2 separate regions of the Mus musculus genome follow, and region 1 is linked to region 2. Evidence: chromatin loops called from intact Hi-C (ENCODE). Cell type or tissue: left cerebral cortex. All regions are shown on one strand. Links, peaks and the distances in the headings refer to the core of each region. The heading gives the core; the rest is flanking DNA. Region 1 overlaps Igsf10 (immunoglobulin superfamily, member 10). Region 2 overlaps Med12l (mediator complex subunit 12-like).

The links. A loop is a pair of places that touch in the nucleus more often than their neighbours do. Peaks named below come from ENCODE experiments on the same cell type or tissue, not always from the same donor. Only the 100,000 strongest peaks of a DNase experiment are listed, where the experiment ranks them.
Region 1: a loop joins it to region 2, with 4 times the contacts of the local background. A loop is called at or near these places in 8 of 42 quality-filtered maps.

The regions. Positions count from the first base shown.
Region 1 is chr3:59,319,199-59,322,016 of GRCm38, reverse strand. Igsf10 (immunoglobulin superfamily, member 10) reads left to right here. Exons shown (of 7, transcript NM_001162884.1): 7 at 1,643-2,818. Among named protein-coding and RNA genes, the nearest start is that of Igsf10, 24 kb to the left of the region's middle. In left cerebral cortex, for the core only: a CTCF peak has its summit at 558 (motif pointing left); DNase peaks (open chromatin) are centred at 558 and 1,663.
Region 2 is chr3:59,173,915-59,176,732 of GRCm38, reverse strand. All of the region lies in intron 15 of Med12l (mediator complex subunit 12-like), which reads right to left. Among named protein-coding and RNA genes, the nearest start is that of Gm51434, 19 kb to the left of the region's middle. In left cerebral cortex, for the core only: CTCF peaks have their summits at 1,283 (motif pointing left) and 2,114; a DNase peak (open chromatin) is centred at 1,281.

The DNA.
Region 1 (2,818 bases), core at 316-2,815, 150 kb before region 2:
ATCAGATTTGAGGCTTGTCACCTTAGGTTTTTTTTTTTTAAGGTTGCCTCTTTACCAGTATCATTAATATTAACCAAGAACTTGAATCAGAAGCAGGGATTGTTTTGATAAAGAGTCTGTGTTCTTAGAAGCCCCTCAGGTAATTGTGATGCACACTAGAATTTGAGTCTGGGTCTCAAACTTAATGGCCCATGTAAGCAACTTGAGAATTTTCCTAAGCACGAGGTCAATGTCCCTGACCAGCTCTATCTGAATCACTGTTACGAGAAACCAAGCAATGTGCGTAAGTCTGGTCCCATACAGTGTAACACAGTTTAAGGGAGGGACTGTCAAGAACCAACATTTAGGGCTTTAGTCCTTAGTGTCTGCTACACATAACCATCACGCCAGAACACCAATGCCTAGACCTACCCCACATCACTTCTCAAACATTCTTGCCTTGAAGCCTGAGCTCCAAGTATTCTGTTTACCTCATGTTGTCAAAAGAAAGGGGGAAAAACACAGGTGTGTTTGAGCATGTTCTTAACACTAAAGCTAGGGTCTGCCACCTGGTGGTCAACTGTGTCAATTACGCAGCAGGTGATTCAACTTCTAATTCATCCTAGAATGCTGTCCTCTGCAGCAGGCAATGGACAGATTGCTTCTAGTTAAATAACTAAAAAGTTGCTTCGTTAACACATTTAAAAATTAGCATCAGGCATTAACTCAGCACATACCCTCGAGTTGTTTTTCATTAGCAGGATATGCTATTTTTGTGGATCCATTTGATATATAAAATGTCTTAAGAACTGGCTACTTCCAGCATCCTTCTCACCAGTGAGCTGTTTCTAAAAGTTGTATAAAAAAGAGCTGATTGAAGGCCATTTCGAAAATAATACTGTCTCCAGCAAATTATGCTTTGTTACAAAGCTTTTTTAAGCAAATGGCTTAGATAACAATAAGTGACTTTGGTCTTCATTTTAACAGCTTTAAAAAATAATCCATAAAGATAATGCCATGTTAGAGAGAGAGAGGGAAGGAAAGAGGAGGAGAGGGGGAGGAAAAGGGAAAGGGAGAGGGAGAGAAGAAGAGGAAGAAGGAAAGGTGACAAGGTGATGAGCTTGATCGTGATAATCATTTTCATTTTATCTATGTGTCACAATTTCCTACTAAATTACTTACATGTATGTACAACTGTGCCAGTCAGCTCTTAGTAAGGCTGGAGGGAAGTAACATCCTATAAATAAGGCTGCTTCTACATAGTATAATATTCTGTAAATGTGTCTACATTGGTGACAATATTTAGTCTTTTTATGTGTTTGTGCAAGGTATGCTCGTTCATTTTGGTGTGTGCATGTGTGGTGGCCAGAAGTAAATAAGCATTGGGGTCTTACACAATTGCTTCCACCTTACTCTCAGGAGGGCCTCTCACTGAGCCTAGAGCTGTAGGTACTTTCAGGTACACCAGCTGTCGAGCAAGCTCCGGGGGCCAGCTGTGTCCATTCTGGGGGTATGGATGTGACCACCTTGCCTAACTCTTTGTGGGCGCTGGAGATCCAAATTCAGGTCTGAAAATTGTGCACTAGGCAGCTTCCCAACTGAGTCATCTCCTAAGCCCCAATTCTCCCCGCTGCATTCTCACGCTTGTCTCTTCTCTCCTTAGAATGGGCAGCCGGATCCATGTCTACCCAAATGGCTCCTTGGTTATTGGATCGGTGACAGAAAAGGATGGTGGTGACTACTTATGTGTGGCAAGAAACAAAATGGGAGATGACCTGGTCCTGATGCATGTCCGCCTAAGACTGACACCTGCCAAAATTGAACACAAGCAGCATTTTAAGAAGCAAGTACTCCATGGGAAAGATTTCCAAGTTGACTGCAAGGCTTCTGGCTCCCCTGTGCCTGAGGTATCCTGGAGTTTGCCTGATGGAACAGTGGTGAACAATGTAGCACAAGCTGATGACAGTGGCTACAGGACCAAGAGGTACACCCTCTTCCACAACGGAACCTTGTATTTCAACAAAGTTGGGATGGCAGAGGAAGGAGATTATATTTGCTCTGCTCAGAACACCTTAGGGAAAGATGAAATGAAAGTTCACCTAACAGTTCTAACAGCCATCCCACGGATAAGGCAAAACTACAGGAGCAATGTAAGGATCAAGGCTGGAGACACAGCTGTCCTGGACTGTGAGGTCACTGGGGAACCCAAGCCAAATGTATTTTGGTTGCTGCCTTCCAACAATGTCATTTCATTCTCCAATGACAGGTTCATATTTCATGCCAATGGAACTTTGTCCATCAATAAAGTGAAACCGCTTGACTCTGGGAAGTATGTGTGTGTAGCTCAAAATCCTAGTGGGGATGACACTAAGACATACAAACTGGATATTGTCTCTAGGCCTCCATTAATCAATGGTTTGTATGCAAACAAAACTGTTATTAAAGCCACAGCCATTCAGCACTCCAAAAAACACTTGGACTGCAGAGCAGATGGGGTCCCACCACCCCAGATCACATGGATTATGCCAGACAATATTTTCCTCACGGCTCCATACTACGGAGGCAGAATCACCGTGCATCAAAATGGAACCTTGGAAATTCGGAACATAAGGCTTTCTGATTCTGCGGATTTCACCTGTGTGGTTCGGAGCGAAGGAGGAGAGAGTGTGTTGGTGGTGCAGTTAAAAGTACTGGAAATGCTGAGAAGACCAACATTCAGAAACCCATTCAATGAAAAAGTAGTTGCCCAGGTTGGCAAGCCTGTAGCAATGAACTGCTCTGTGGATGGGAACCCAACACCTGAAATTATCTGGATCTTACCTGATGGCACACAATTTGC
Region 2 (2,818 bases), core at 34-2,533:
TGGTATTGTTAAATCAGTGGCACAACTCCAAACATCGACTTACAAAAGAGTGGTCGGACCATCCTCAGTTAAAGAAGTCAGATTATAAAATCTATCTAAATTGCAGCTCCTATTTTGCATCAATACCCCAAACCGAGTTAGCCAGAACCAACCCTGAACAACTTACAGATTTACAAGAAGAGGTGGAGAGCAGCATACAATGTTCCCACTCAAAGTGGAGAAATTATAAATTCTGTTTGATGGCTTTCTACAGTAACCTCAAATAGGAAACAGAATATTCCTTGGGGCTTTTGAGTTACATGGGTTGTGAAACCTTTATTTGAAATTGTTGTGAACAGAGAGATTTCCGATTTCAGGTGCTGGGTGTGGGAATATTTGTACACAGATGACAAGAGAGCTTCAGGATTTTCTATATTATAATCACAAACTCATGTTGCTTCATGTGCGGCCTCCCATGCAACCCGGGAATACGATGATGCTGTGATCAGTGTGCTGTGCTCCTGCCCTACAGCCTATCACAGGGTGGCACTTGTGCTATCATGGCAGACTTTAGAGCCTTCAGATTTCAGATTCTAGATTAGGGATGGATACCTGCCAAATGTGCAGGTAAAATTTTACAATACAGGAATAAATACCATATTCATTCTTTCTTAAATAGAGAAGTTTAAAATGAAATTTTAGTATTATTTTTAAATGATATTTGAAGAAACTGACCTCACATATAAACAGCTCAATTGATTAAACCACTTCATAACTTCTTATTTCCCATTATAAACACTATGCCAGTATTTCTTTATCAGATAAAGCTTCAAACACAGTGCCTAGAGAAACACATTAAATTAGATAAAATACTCAAGATAGAATGTGTGTGTGTGTGTGTGTGTGTGTGTGTGAGAGAGAGAGAGAGAGAGAGAGAGAGAGAGAGAAATGTACATGTAAAATTTATTGGCTTAAACTGTACAACTACAGTAGGGAAATATATTAGGGGGAAAAAAAGACAGGATGCATTAAAATCTGATGACCAATTCAATGTTCTAAGCATATCTATCTTTATCTCTCTCTTAAACACATACACTTAAACTCCACAGGAAAGCAACTAACAAATCAATAAACACTTACCTGGCACATGTTACACAAAAGAGCAATGTGTTCGACACTATGTAAAACAATCTTTAATTATTCCTAGTGGTCTGTGTCTAAAGGAAACACTCCTAAGAGGGACCATTCTGAAATCTGAACTGGAGACAAAGCAGCTGAGGCTGCCCTAGACCTCCACTACCATCTAGTGGTGAAGCCCATAAACCTTGTTTTCCGTGTCCTAGCCTGTCATGTTTGCAAGTATTTAACGTGGAGCAGCCTTGAGCAGGGCGAGGGAGAAATGTCTAAGAAGAGCAATCAGTGCCATCAAGAAGTTAACACAAGTTAACACATGTATGCAACAAGAAACAAAGACTAAAAGACTCAAGCCACCCAGGGGCTTGACAGAAGCACGCTGAAAATGCTGACTGCTCTCTCCAAATTAACAAACAAAATTTCCCAACAATAAATCAACTCTGTGCTTTTCAAACACTGCTGTGTGCTTTGAACATTTATGCTATAAGACAGACTGACCATCTTTTCTGTAACACAGAGAGCTGCCATGCTCCTTTCAGTTATATTTTGAACCACTGTATATTGTGTGCTTTCAATACCATGAAATGCACAGACGCTTCTCAGGTCACGTTTCCTGTGGACGCCCATCATTCTATCACACTTCCCTCATGGATCCCCAGAAGCCCCTAAACAGCTGAAGTCATCTGGCTGAGTGCAATCACCCTTCACAAACTTCAGTTTCACATCTCAAACTGTCACTTGTCATTCTCTTGAGGTACATTCATCCTCTGGTGCTCGGTTCTCCCTTCAACGACCTATTTTGAAAACACCCTCTGTTCTTGCTGGTAAATGGCAATGCAGGTATCACAAAGCTTTAGTTCGAGTGTCAAATACTTTTCTGTTGCTGTGATAAAACATCATAAGCAAAGAAACCAACAGAGAAAAGTGTCAATATCTGCCCCAAGTGACATACTTCACCAGCAAAGGGACACCCTCTAGACTTCCTCAACAGCACCACCAACTGGGCCCCTGTGTCCCAGTGCTGAATCTGCAGAGGACATGTCTTACCCAAGTCACCACTGTGGGTATGCATAAAAATAAACTTCAGTGTGAAAGATAAATTCTGTATTGATAAATGCATTTTTCACCCATGGGGAAGGTCAATGGCTTACTAGCCACAGGAAGTAGGGGACAAACCTTTACTGTGGAAGACTGCCTCCTATTTTGAATATACCAATTGCCAAAACCAGCTGTCAAGCAATAGAATGATAACACATACTCCAGTTTTAAAAGATTTCCTCTAGGGGTACCGAAATCTATAACAAGACACCTGGTAGAGGTTCCTGAAAAATTCCAGTCAAAGAGAAGAACATGTCTGGGGTTTAGGTATTATGGAAACCTGGACATGCTACTGCCAAGTCCTAGTGCAAACATGGATCAGTGTTCAAAGTAATAAACAAGCATCTTTTTAAATCCTGTTGTATAATCATAAAAGTGATATGAAGAAACAAATCAACGAAGTGGTTAGTCAATTCCAAAGTCCGTGCTATTTACAAGACTGTACAACCTTTCCTTGAATGTGGTCAACGGCACCATCATTCACCTGAGACTGTCCTCCTTTGTCCTCACTGCCATTAGGAGCCTCTATGGGGAAGCTTCCAGACCACCCAGGACCCATGGAAAAGCCAGGCCTGTACAGAGCCTGACCCTGCAGGCCTAGTTTAGG